Regions from separate parts of the Homo sapiens genome. Here region 2 is linked to region 1. The links are chromatin loops, found by intact Hi-C in ENCODE. Cell type or tissue: PC-3. All regions are shown on one strand. Each heading gives the region's core, and the rest is flanking DNA. Links, peaks and the distances in the headings are about the cores only.

Region 1 (5,966 bases), core at 447-5,446:
AAAGATAACTGTAGCTGGGTATCTCAGGGGAATATGGCCCACAGTTTTGAGTCCTCCAGCCTCAGACATCAGAGTAGACTCAGGGCAGGTAATGTATGTGTGATGGTGGACACACATTATCTGCATGGCGGTGGAGAAACCTGCACATGAGTGATCCCTCATGCTGCCATTTTGGTCATGTCTCAGTGTTAGGAAACTTACAGCTGCTTTGCTTCATTTCCTGACAAGGCGGCAGCTGGAATTGTCGACTTTGCTGTTATCTGGAACAGCTGCTGGGATTTAATAGTGCACTTAGAGGAATTACCTGGAATCACAGCAGGCATTATGAAATGGGAATGCATTTCTGTAAGCCCATCTAATGTTTGAGGGCAAGAGAGCAGGGGCTTTCCCTCCATAGTGAGTGAGACATAAAAGGGACTGGTTTGTCTGGGATGTTGCCCTCAAGATGAGCAATCATTTCATCTGGGCTATGCTCAGCATGGCACTCAGCTTGGGCAGTGTGTGAACTTCAGTGACAAGGTCTGCTTAGGGGACCTATTTTCAGATCAATTGCTCAAGAAAGCCACCATCTCTGGGCACCTGGGGAGTGACAGCCATCTTGGCTAGGACTCAAGGGCAACTCTAGATAGTTCAGTGCTGAGCCTGTCCTCCCACTCACTCCTCTCTGTTGGTCTGGCATCACCAGACTGGCATTTTCCTCTCTTCTGGGCCCAGTCAATTCACTTCTTTCTCTGATATTTAGTAGGTGCTCATCTACAGCACCTTGTCGCTGGGTATGCTGTGCTTATCTTAAGGTGGCTTAAAGTCTTTTTGGAAAACAGGTTAATGAACATGCAATTATTAGACAACAATGGCAGCCTAAGTTGTGATTCCAAATTGAATCTAAGCAAGGTAGAATGAGATGCTTCTCAACGTACAATGGTGTTACATCCTGATAGCCCATCATAAGTTGAAAATATCATAAGTTAAAAATGTGTTTAGGCCGGGTGCAGTGGCTCATGCCTGTAATCCCAGCCCTTTGGGAGGCCGAGGAGGGTGGATCACGAGGTCAGGAGATCGAGACCATCCTGGCTAACACGGTGAAACCCCGTCTCTACTAAAAAAATACAAAAAAATTAGCTGGGCGTGGTGGTGCGCGCCTGTAGTCCCAGCTACTTGGGAGGCTGAGGCAGGAGAATGGCCTGAACCTGGGAGGTGGAGCTTGCAGTGAGCCAAGATCGCGCCACTGCACTCCAGCCTGGGTGACGGAACGAGACTCCATCTACTGAACATCATGGCTTAGCCTAGCCTTAAACCTTAAATGTGCTCAGAACACTTACATTAGCTCATAGTTGGGCAAAATTATCTAACCCAACACCTATTTTGTGATAAGCGTTGAACATTGCATGTAATTTATTGAATATTGCACTTAAAGTAGGAAACAAAATGGTCGTATGGGTACTTGAAGTACAGCTTCTTCTGAATACCCATTGCTTTTGGAGTATTGTAAACTCAAAAAATCATAAGTTGAGCCATTGTAAGTTGGGGACTGTGTCTGCATGTACAGGGATGATATAAATGCCCTTGGAGCTTGGAAGAGGGAGAAATTTCTGAAGGCCAGAAGAGACTGGCTTTGGATGAGCTATGTAAAACCAAAACCCTTGTAGCCTTGTTGGGATTCAGGGAGCCATGCCCCTTCTGCTGATCTTGCAATTGATGACCTTTGAACTGAGGCAGTAGTAGAGCTTGGGTTAAATTAAAGGAAAGGGATTCTACCTCATGTGTTCTTTTGCAAGTTGAGAGTGTCAACTGGTCTGGGGATGACTTGAGCTGCGTGTGCTATGTTGCACTGGTGAGGTGGTCACTTGACCTCGTACCAATACTGGCTTCTGAGTGGCTTCCAGGTATTGACCTTGGCTAATGAGATTGGATTCAAAGCATTTGCAAGTGCCAGTAGGTCAGTGATCACCATTATCTACTGTGCACCTCCTAAATGCCCTGCCCTTTTTGCGTAAGCTGGGTCTGACAGCCCTAATCGGTCCTACCTCCTAGATAGCACTGTGGCCCATTTATTCTTACCTAGTTCAGGCCACCATCACTTCTTGTGTAGACAACTGCAATAGTGTCCTACAAATCTGCTGACATTCCCTCCTAAACACCCCCTCTCTGTCAAATCCATTCTTCTAACTGCGGCTGGTAGAATCTTTCTAAGATGGTTTTCTGATCATGTTAATTCTTTTCTTAAAACTCTTCATTTATTTCTATTGCACTTGGAAGAAAACCTAATCTTATTATATCCTATATGTGTTGTCTGACCCAGAATTTTTGTCATTCTTTATTTGATACTCATGTGGCTCAACTGCAACAGCAGCAAACAGCTGGGCTCTACCCATGTGGATCCCTCTACTTGGAATGTCTCTCCTCTTCTCCCTTTCCCCACCTTTTGCTTAGCCTCCACTTACTCATCCTTCTTGGGCATCACCCCTACCAGATCAGGTTAGCTGCTCCTGTTCCACAGCTCATAGCTTGCTGTACTTTCCCTTTGCATTCCCTAATGAACCCCCATGTGTTATCCATGTAGTTTTCTGTTTAGTGTCTGTCTCCTCTTTCCCTTTCAGGGACCCTTGCAAGGTCCCTGAGGGCAGAGACCACCCCCATTTTGTTGGCTACTGCTCAAGACCTAGCACAGAAGCCTGCAGCTCAGCAGGCTCTCAGGGCATGTTTGTAGAGGCAGTGGCTGCTTTGGGGTTTCCAGAGCTTCCTTGGGAGGTTTCTTCTGTGTGTCCCATTGACCAGAGCACCACTGGGGGTGAAGTGAGCCCCAGACATCTTTAGGTTTCCATCTTTAGGTGAGCTTTATGCCCAGGCACGTAGCAGAAGAAACTGTTTCTACTCATAAACCAAGCAAATTTATAGTGGAAATCAGTGGGAGAAAATAAATATGAATCCCCATGATGTCATTTTATGGGCTGCTTTATAGATTGTAATCACCCATTTAGAGTTTGCAGGCTATTAATTTTGTTTGCGCAGAGCCTCAGGACTCTTGGGGACAGAATTTACAGGGCTGTGGTGTCAGACACGTGGTTCTAGGTCTTAAACCCCTGAAAGGTTTTGGAAAGAGAATGACAGGTAGCCTATGGAGCAGCTGGGGCTTAGGGCTCTTTCCTCTAGCTTTCCTCCTGGACATAGTTTTAAAATATTTGTTCACTGTTTTATCATCTTAATTTTACCCTAGTCTTCAGGCCTGTCCTTTCCGTAAGCTAGGTGACTATGTGGGTCTTGCATTAAACCTTTGGTAGAGAGAGCTCCCCTCTGAGAACCTGAAGAGATGTAAAGAGGAACAGCACAAGGTCAGAGAGAACTGGGTAGAATCCAGCTCTACTCCTTGGCTTGTGATCTAGAGCCAATTTTCATTGTTGTTGTTACTTTTTTCAACCTTCGTTTCTTTCTCTATAAGTTGAGACCCATGCCCTCAACCTCAAAGGGTGATTATAAAGATAAAGAAGAGGAAATAGGAAAAGCATTTGGTACTCAAAATGAGTTATAGTTCATAAAATGACTATGACGATTGCTGTTTTAAGGTAAGCTGATAGAGTGGGAACACAGTGGAAACTAGGAGTCAGGGCACCTGGTCCCAACCCTGTCACTGATGTGCTGGGTGATTTTGGACATACTAGTTAGCCTCTCTGGTCCCAAATTCTTCATTGGTGAAATAAAATGTTTGGCTCAAAAGATTTTCAGACATGGTGCTTCTCAGTGTGGTCCATCGACCACCATCCCCTGGAGACTTGTTAGAAATGTAGATTCTCAGGTTCAGCCCCAGCTCTCTTGGCCCAGCAGTCAAAATTTTAACAAGCTCTCCAGGTCTCTGGTGGGCATAGTGAAGTCTGGGAAGCATTACCTTGGTTCTAGCACTCATGTCCGATATTGACTTCCCAAGCAGCAGTCACCTCTGGAGCCTTCCTCTTTGGGGTCTTGGACCGCAATGGCCTTTGGCAAGGAGTCTCTGCTGGATCTGTGCTGCACACGGGGTGTGGGAATCTCTGGGCAACCAGAAGAGCAGTAGTAACATCTTTAGGTAACTGAAGTCAATCCTGCCCACTGGGCAAATATTAATTGGTTGCTCAGGGCTGCACTGAGTTCAAATACTGAGCCACTCAGGGGCTTCGAACGACCAAGATCAGGCAGTTTTCAACCTGTGATCCACTTTTGGTAGATTTAAGGCAAAAGCAAATATTTTTTGCCATTTTTTCCCAAATTATTTTACCATTATGGCACGTGTTGCTCCTGCCTAGGAGATGCATTCCCCAGAACCAAGCAAACAAGAAGAAGGTCCTCCTTCAGTGGGCTGTCATCGATCATTCCCCGTTCCATGGCCACAGGACTGACTGCTGATGAAATCTAAAAGACCAGCTTGCAGAAGGCATGGAAATCCTGGGGTTAGGGGCCCCTCTGCTATGGAGGTATGACTCACAGTGGGTCAGGGAACCTGAGTGGGATCATCCCTGGAACTCAGAATCTCTAAGACACACTTATTGGCTCTCTATAAGCAATAACAGATGGCAAGATAATATTATTCTTCTAATCTTTTGCTAAAAACATTCAGTCATTTCTCAGGGGCCTCCCTAGTAGAGGAAGACACCTGCAGGGTATCTCATTCTTTCTTGTTCTCATTTTCCCTTCTACCATTTTCCCCTTAGTATATTTCTGGCCCTATGTGCAGGAAATCAGGTAGCTGAGGTGTGGTTTAAGGGACCCATTGTGGTTCTTATGGCCCATCAACACAATTCCTTCGTGTTGGCCTGCAGTATCCATGTTTGTTACCCTTTTGGGTCAAGGCATGAAAACATCTGTCCACAATGCCAGTCTTACCTCTGATATCAAAGATAGTATCTGAGACGGGTGATAAACAAATTTAATGTGAAAAGCTGATGATGTTTTGAAGTCAGTAGAGGACGGAGCTGACAATGAGCGTCTTGCAATGAGTCTGTTCTCAATTTCATTGCTGATAAAGAGAAACAGTGTAGTGTGGTGGCGAAGAGCACAGACCCTGAAGCAAGAATCCATGGGCTCAAATTCTGAGTCTTTAAGTCTGTGGCCCAAGAATTCACATTTCTAACTGACTTCCTGGGTATGCTGATGCTGCTGGTCTGCAGGTCACACTCAGGGTGGCAAGGTCAGGCAAGGTCAGAGCACAGCATGGGAGGGACTGTGCTGCCTGTAGTACACAGTGGAAGGTGGAGGAAGCCCAGGGGTGACATGGCTTACTTATATCATCTATGAGTTTTTTGTTTCCTTTAGGAAATTTACTGAAACATTCTTCATTGCAAAGTATAAAAACAAATATAAAATATTCAATGGGTATTAGAAAATCAGGTATACTCTGTTTACCTATGGGTTTTTCTAGAATGGGGTTAAGGGTGGGAAAGTGATGGGAGACTTAAGTAGTAGAAGTCTATCAGAGGCCCCTTCAGATTAGGAAATGCCCTCAATGGGCTTCAGTATCCTTTATGAGATAATGCATAAGTGAGTGGACCCTGAGGAGAGGAGAGAAGAACAAGACCTTCCCCTAAGGACTATACAAGACATGTACCCATGGAAAGATGGATGCCATGATACAGTGACCCTGTGAGACAGTACTGGTGGAGTCAATATGAATAATGGGAGAAGGAACATTCACTTCTGTCCACTCTTCTAAATGCCATCGTAAATGAGCTCATTTAGTGTTCAGAGCAGAGTAGGTATTATTATTTCCACCTCAAACATGGAGAAACTGAGGCCAGAGAGGTTAGTAATTTTCCCAAGGCTACACAGCTGGCAAGTGGTAGAATGGGGATTTGAACTCAGTGATACAGCAGGAGGTAGACAAATCCCTAGGCAAACACAGGTGAGTCCCCAGTGAAACCCCCCCCTGCAAACCAAAGCCAGTTTAAAGTCTGAAAGCCAAGCTACAAGTCTTGGATAAATCCACAGACTGGATTGAGAAC
Region 2 (5,966 bases), core at 659-5,658, 110 kb after region 1:
CGAAGCTTGATGAATCTCTACTGAATTTAAAACAGTATTATTACTCCTTTAAGAGAAATGTTAAGAAATATATATATATATATATATATATATCACATATATATGCTTTTTGCTGATGAATTGATTTTGATAAGAAATACCTTTGAGAATCTTGCTCGTAACTAGGGTTCTGCTAAATGGTCAATATGTATGAGGTGAGCTCACTGTTCACCTGTCATTCATGCTGAGATGAAGAAAAGATGGCTTCACTTGAGAGCGTGGTTAACTTCAGGGTTATAAATGGCTTTCAGGGGTATAGATGCATAGAGTCCCTACCCTTGCACCACCCGAGCTTTCACGACTGTTGGGTTCCTTCAACACTACATTACGCCTTGAGAGTCATCATGAGCTCTGTAACCAAAGTGTTAAGGATGTTGGCACTTAACTGTCTCTTATTTATCTGACCCGCTTCAGCTCTGCTTCTATAATGAACTGTAACTACAGGAAACCATGGTGTGTATCTTTATGTAACTGATGCCTTGTTTCTCCTGAATTTTCACAACATCTTAACAATTATGGTTGATGTTAAAAACTCTCATGAGGTTATTTGTTGAAGTGAAATACATTATAAAAATACATGCATATGAAAGGATGGCCAGGGAAGCCATTTCATTGAGTAACGGCCAGTTCTGTCCTCACCTTCCCTCTGTCTCGCCCCTCCTCGTCCCCAAAGCTGCCTCTTCTCGCGTGTAATGCCAGCGCTCTGTACAGTGTTCTGTTTAGAGTGGTTTGAACATTTTTCTGCCTGTGTCTCTCATTGCTGAAGTAACTCACCTCTCTCATATCGACTCTTACCCAGGAGCCGCACTGCAGACTCTTTGATGTAGGTCCTTTCTGCATGGCAGCTAAGGCCAAGCTGTGGTTTTCATTTGCATGATGCAACCTCCCCCTTTCGGTTGTCGCCTCCAGGTTAACCAGATTCTTTTCCTGCACTGCCCAAGCATGTTGACGTGCTTTCCCCGATGGCCCTGAACGTGGTGAGCACTGGACGCATGCATGAATTAAAGCAGCGAGCATTCCAATACACTGAAGCACTGGGCCTGAGGCTTCTCCTGGATCATCCCTGTGGGCCCTCAGTTTGCTGTGATATCACAAAGGCCACCATGTCCCTTGAAAATTCAAGACTAGGACATTGGAAAAGAGAGAGATAAATCTCCCGTTTTTAGGTTTATGCTGAGCAAAGACTAATGACAAATAATTAGAAGCTAGGACCAGTTTTCCAAGTAACAACCTACCTGATCATCAGTCCTACATGTTCCTGACTCCACCTGGGTGTGCACCAAGTGACCAGGATGATGATACCCTTTCATGTCTTTCTGAATAATGTTACCTGATTTGATTTTGCTTAGATCTAACAAATATCTAAATAAAAAGATATACCTTTTAAAAGCACTTCTTGGGCTAAATGCCTCAGGAAATGCAATTATTGATCGTTTTCATAGTGTTTAGTAAAACTATTAATTCAACTTTAAAAGAAATGAAATGGTACTACTAGGAAGAAATATCGCATTTGTTAAAGCATGTTGGCACTGCATTCAACATCATTGATTAGTAAATTGTGATCATTTTCTCTCCTTGAAATATTTTTTTTTTGCCTTAGGGCTGTCTAATGACTTACTTTAAAACTGCTTTCTTTTCCTTATTTTTTTTAAACTTGTATACTTCTTTCTTGTATTCTCAGAATGGACTTTTATAAAACACAACTGTCAGGATCTGTTTTCTCACTGCATTTCTTTTTTTGTCATTTCAAATAGATACTTTGCATTTTAGACATGCCTTGGTTGTAAGCTGAGAAAAATGAAAGGCGAGGCATTCCAAGCTGTGATAATCCTAGGGTAGGAATAACAGTTCCTAGACAATTCTTGATGATACTAGCTTGTCAGCATCCCTTAGCCCAAGAGTAGGCACTAAGCAGTCAGAATGAAACAAAGCCGAATGCTTCTTATCTTATTTTTAGGTTTTCTTCATGAAATCTGATCTTCTACAATCTGGGGGCTTAGTAGATTGAAGCTCTTCCCACAGTCCTTTTTCCTCCTATTCTATTAACCATATCCCATGTATTATATTGAAATGGACTTTGCTTAGAATTTCATAACATGTTCTTTTGGTAACCAGTAAAAAGATCCTTTGAATGGGAGCATTTCGCTTTTTGAAAGGAGCTTAAATGTAATTACAGTACAGACCTGTGCAGGCAGGCGATCCTGCCCAGCACGTTGGCATATTCTCACTTTATGAACGTTTTCATCTGGGGGCTTGGCGAAGGAAACATCTGATTCTCTTTTGTGAGATTCTTCAGTACAGAGACCCATTCCTCTTTCCCAGAAAAACACAGTGATTCCTCATAAAATGAAAGGATTTCTGAAGCCCAACAGAAAGTGGGGATACAGAGATCCATTCACAGAGACAGAAGAGAAAATCCTAAGAAATCGGCTTCCTGGGGCCATCCTAGGCCTCTCACAGAGATGTTTTTATAATGATAGGAATAACATCTCTAGAGAAGTTCAAAGATAGGACAATAAAATTAAAAGAAGGGCCTGCAGGAGGAAGCAAGGAGAAAGACACTTCACCCCACTGAGCAGGTAATTCATCATATTTCTTTCCAAATTTATACCCAAAAATCTAGTGGATGTCATTGATATGGTGGAAATAGCTATTTATTATTATTTTTCTTTTTTTGAGACAGTCTCACTCCGTTGCCCAGGCTGGAGTGCAGTGGTATGATCTTGGCTCACTGCAACCTCTACCACCCGAGTTCAAACCATTCTCCTGCCTCAGCCTCCCGAGTAGCTGGGACTACAGGTGTTCACCACCACTCCCAGCTAATTTTTGTATTTTCAGTGGAGGTGGGGTTTCACCATGTTGGCCAGGCTGGTCTCGAACTCCTGACTTTAAGTGATCCACCTGCCTCGGCCTCCCAAAGTGCTGGGATTACAGGCTTGAGCCACCATACTCAGCCAGCTATTTATTATTTCTGAAACATGGGCAGGGGAAACCTAATTTTGATAAATAAATGATTTTCAATGTTAATTAGAAGCAAGAAGGAAAGAAAAAAAAAGGAAAAGAAATGTTCCAGGAGATGAGACATTACTTTCATGAAGTTGTCAAGAAGGAAATGAAAAGTGTGCATACTTGAAGATATGATTGTATAATCATAGGGGTTAATAAGTCATTGCCATTTTCCCTATTAATGATGACAGTTTGTTTTAAAGGTAACTCATCCTGTCTGATTTTCCATGGTGGTGTTGGTTTCTACTGCCCAGGTCCTTTATGACATTCCTAAGGAGTGACTCTAGCCTTGTACTCAGCAGACCCATGACTTCTAATCAGCAGCATCTCAGACACTCCGTTTTGGCTGTGAGGCTGCTAGGCTCTCAACAAAACTCCTAAATAGGAAAACTTACAAAACTTCCAGGCCTTAGCTGTCAGCCAAAGACGGAGCTAAGACACAGCTATTTTATTTCCTTGTGCAATAAAGGTATAATTGTCTTCTATGCCAGATGTCAGAAAGACTTCTACCAGGTCTTTCTCTGTGTGTTCTTAAAAAAAATCCTCAACAACAACAACAACAATAACAACAACAACAACAACAAAACTTCAAGATGTTAGAAATAGATATAAGCCATTATAATTATCCTTCAGCATCACATATAAATTCATGTGTAACTTTAAACAAGCTGGTGTCCTTGTGGTGACTATCTATGTTATGTGACATTGTTTTCTGTTCGTCAAAGTGAAGCAGCAGATAAATGGAACAACTGTTTTTTAAACATAATTATTTTTTTTTCCAGATGTTCTCAGGCTTCCTACATTCAGGATCAGCAAGTCTTCAGCATTGGTACTCTTTGTTAGTGTAGACCTTGAGTGCCCTGCTGAGGGGCTTGTGTGCCATTCTGCTTGAGTGCAGATGTGCCAAGAGGTACAAGAGTTGGAACTGTAATAGACCTCTTAGGCTACTGGCTGAAATACTAAGGTTCAGAATAAGAAAGAGATACGTCTCAGGCATCTCATTATCCGCAACTGTCAGTCCGGAACTCAGAACAGGCTGGTTCTAGCTGTCGATTCAATAGTTTTAGCTTCTGTACTCCAAATCCTTACAGGTAGACCCATAGCAAGGTGCCATTGCCAGGGTCATGCCATCCAGGTATGACAGGACTATGTCAAAGCCAGGTAGGAGGGCAAGAAAAGGGAGTATAAGGCATAAGTTAAATAGGGGACTGGTGAGATGACCAGGGGAGGCCCAAAGAGTCCAAGGCAAACATCTGGAGAAGGCTCAGACAGAATTTTGAAGTCTGCATCTAGTAACAGCCCAAAGAAGTCCCACAGTGATTTGACAGTCTGTTATGCTATGGGAGTACCAGCCTACCTGCCCAACCGTGCCCTGATTGGCCAGCCTTTGGCAAATAGAGAGCTCTTCTTTTCTCTTAGGAGCCTCTGCCATCCCCTGTATGAATATGAGGGCTTCTTATTTGGGAAGCCTTGATATGAAGTGCCTTGAAACTGTACCCTGAGCTACTTTCTCTAGGATGCCCTCTCTTTCAGAAATGTGAGCTCCAGGCTGTTGCTCCCCAATGGCTAGGGGTTGTTGGCTATCCCTGGTTATAGATTATTGTTTATCAGCCTCCTAGCACATAGGTGGCAATTTTAATATCCAGAAAAAAAAGGCATAGGAAGCAGAATGTAGTGGTTACATGAATAGTCTATTCTTGTTTCCCTAGGACTAAATTCCTGTAGATGTGAGAGGAGTATGGATCCAGGGGTCAGAGGTTCCATTCCCCATGCCAGCATTTGTGTCTAGATTCTCAGCTCTCCATTCAGACCTGGGACTTCTCTTCTCTTTCCTTTCCCCCATTTCTAATCACCTCATCTAGGCTGTCCTGTTTTGTGAGTGGTCCCAGAGTGGGGTTGGGGTTGGATGGAGAGCATATATTTGTGCTGGGAGGCTGGGGATGTTTGTGTGTACACGTTGTGTGGGTGCCCACCCACATGAACCACTCCATACCTATACATGGCTCATTGACCCTGCCCTCGAAGAACTTTCACTCTGTCTTCTGGTATATGTGCATAAGTGCATATGCATTTAGTGCTATTTGAATCACCTACTCCATCCCATTCCTTTTCTAGATAAATAAGGGTTCCCTAAAAAAAAGGGATGGCTAGAATCAGTGGAGGGAGTGGAACGAGTGAGTAGAATTGGTCAGTCATGATTCCTAAGACAGTTTAGTGAAAACTAAAATCAAGCAATACTTGTTTGGAAAGACTCTGTTTTATGTAGTAGCTTAGCTCTGATTTATTACATAGAAGTTGCTGGCAAATATGAACACTAATTCTACTCTGGTAACAACTGTGATTGAAATAATTGTAGTCTGCAGATAAGCTGGAGAAAACAAGCATTAGTGGGTAGGTTGTCTTGGACATCATTCCAAAAGTGTAACAGTGAAAAAGTACGTGCTCTTAGAGAAGAAAACTTACAAGAGATATTTACAAGACATATGACTGGTTCAGATCTCTGCCTCTTATGTAGATCCGTGCTAAGCCAACCAGGCAAGGAAAGCTCTCATCTCTAAAAAAAAAAACTAGGAAAAAAGGAGAATAACAAACTCCTGTGGCCACTCATTAAAGTGACTTATGGCTTTCTCTGTCAAGAAATCTTGGCTAATTATTTAGCATTTATGAGACTGTGTGGCTGCCTTCATGGAAATATAATTTTCACTTTTTCTTCTTTAATACTCTATAGAATTATACTAGGCATTTGTGAAATCTTACAGTAGCCCAATGCACAGCCTGTTGGGCATTTGGATTACAGTGCAACACCAGATAAAGAGGCAGTAAAGCAGATACAAATGAAAAAAATAGAAACAATTGATCCTATCAGTTTTTGTTCAGTTGAATGATTGCCTTTTGGGGGCATTTTCTACAAACAGTTACTA

What was found. Hi-C counts contacts between places; a loop is a spot of excess contacts. Peaks named below come from ENCODE experiments on the same cell type or tissue, not always from the same donor. Only the 100,000 strongest peaks of a DNase experiment are listed, where the experiment ranks them.
Region 2: it touches region 1 in a loop (2.9-fold over the local background); 2 of 110 quality-filtered maps call a loop at or near these places.

What each region holds. Positions count from the first base shown.
Region 1 is chr10:77,302,863-77,308,828 of GRCh38, reverse strand. All of the region lies in intron 2 of KCNMA1 (potassium calcium-activated channel subfamily M alpha 1), which reads left to right. Among named protein-coding and RNA genes, the nearest start is that of KCNMA1-AS3, 45 kb to the left of the region's middle. In PC-3, for the core only: no CTCF peak of the experiment used is centred there; DNase peaks (open chromatin) are centred at 2,418 and 2,958; H3K4me3 peaks cover 352 bases; H3K27ac peaks cover 715 bases.
Region 2 is chr10:77,192,696-77,198,661 of GRCh38, reverse strand. The region is part of intron 3 of KCNMA1 (potassium calcium-activated channel subfamily M alpha 1); the gene reads left to right. Among named protein-coding and RNA genes, the nearest start is that of KCNMA1-AS2, 55 kb to the right of the region's middle. In PC-3, for the core only: no CTCF peak of the experiment used is centred there; a DNase peak (open chromatin) is centred at 3,331; H3K4me3 peaks cover 290 bases; H3K27ac peaks cover 1,541 bases.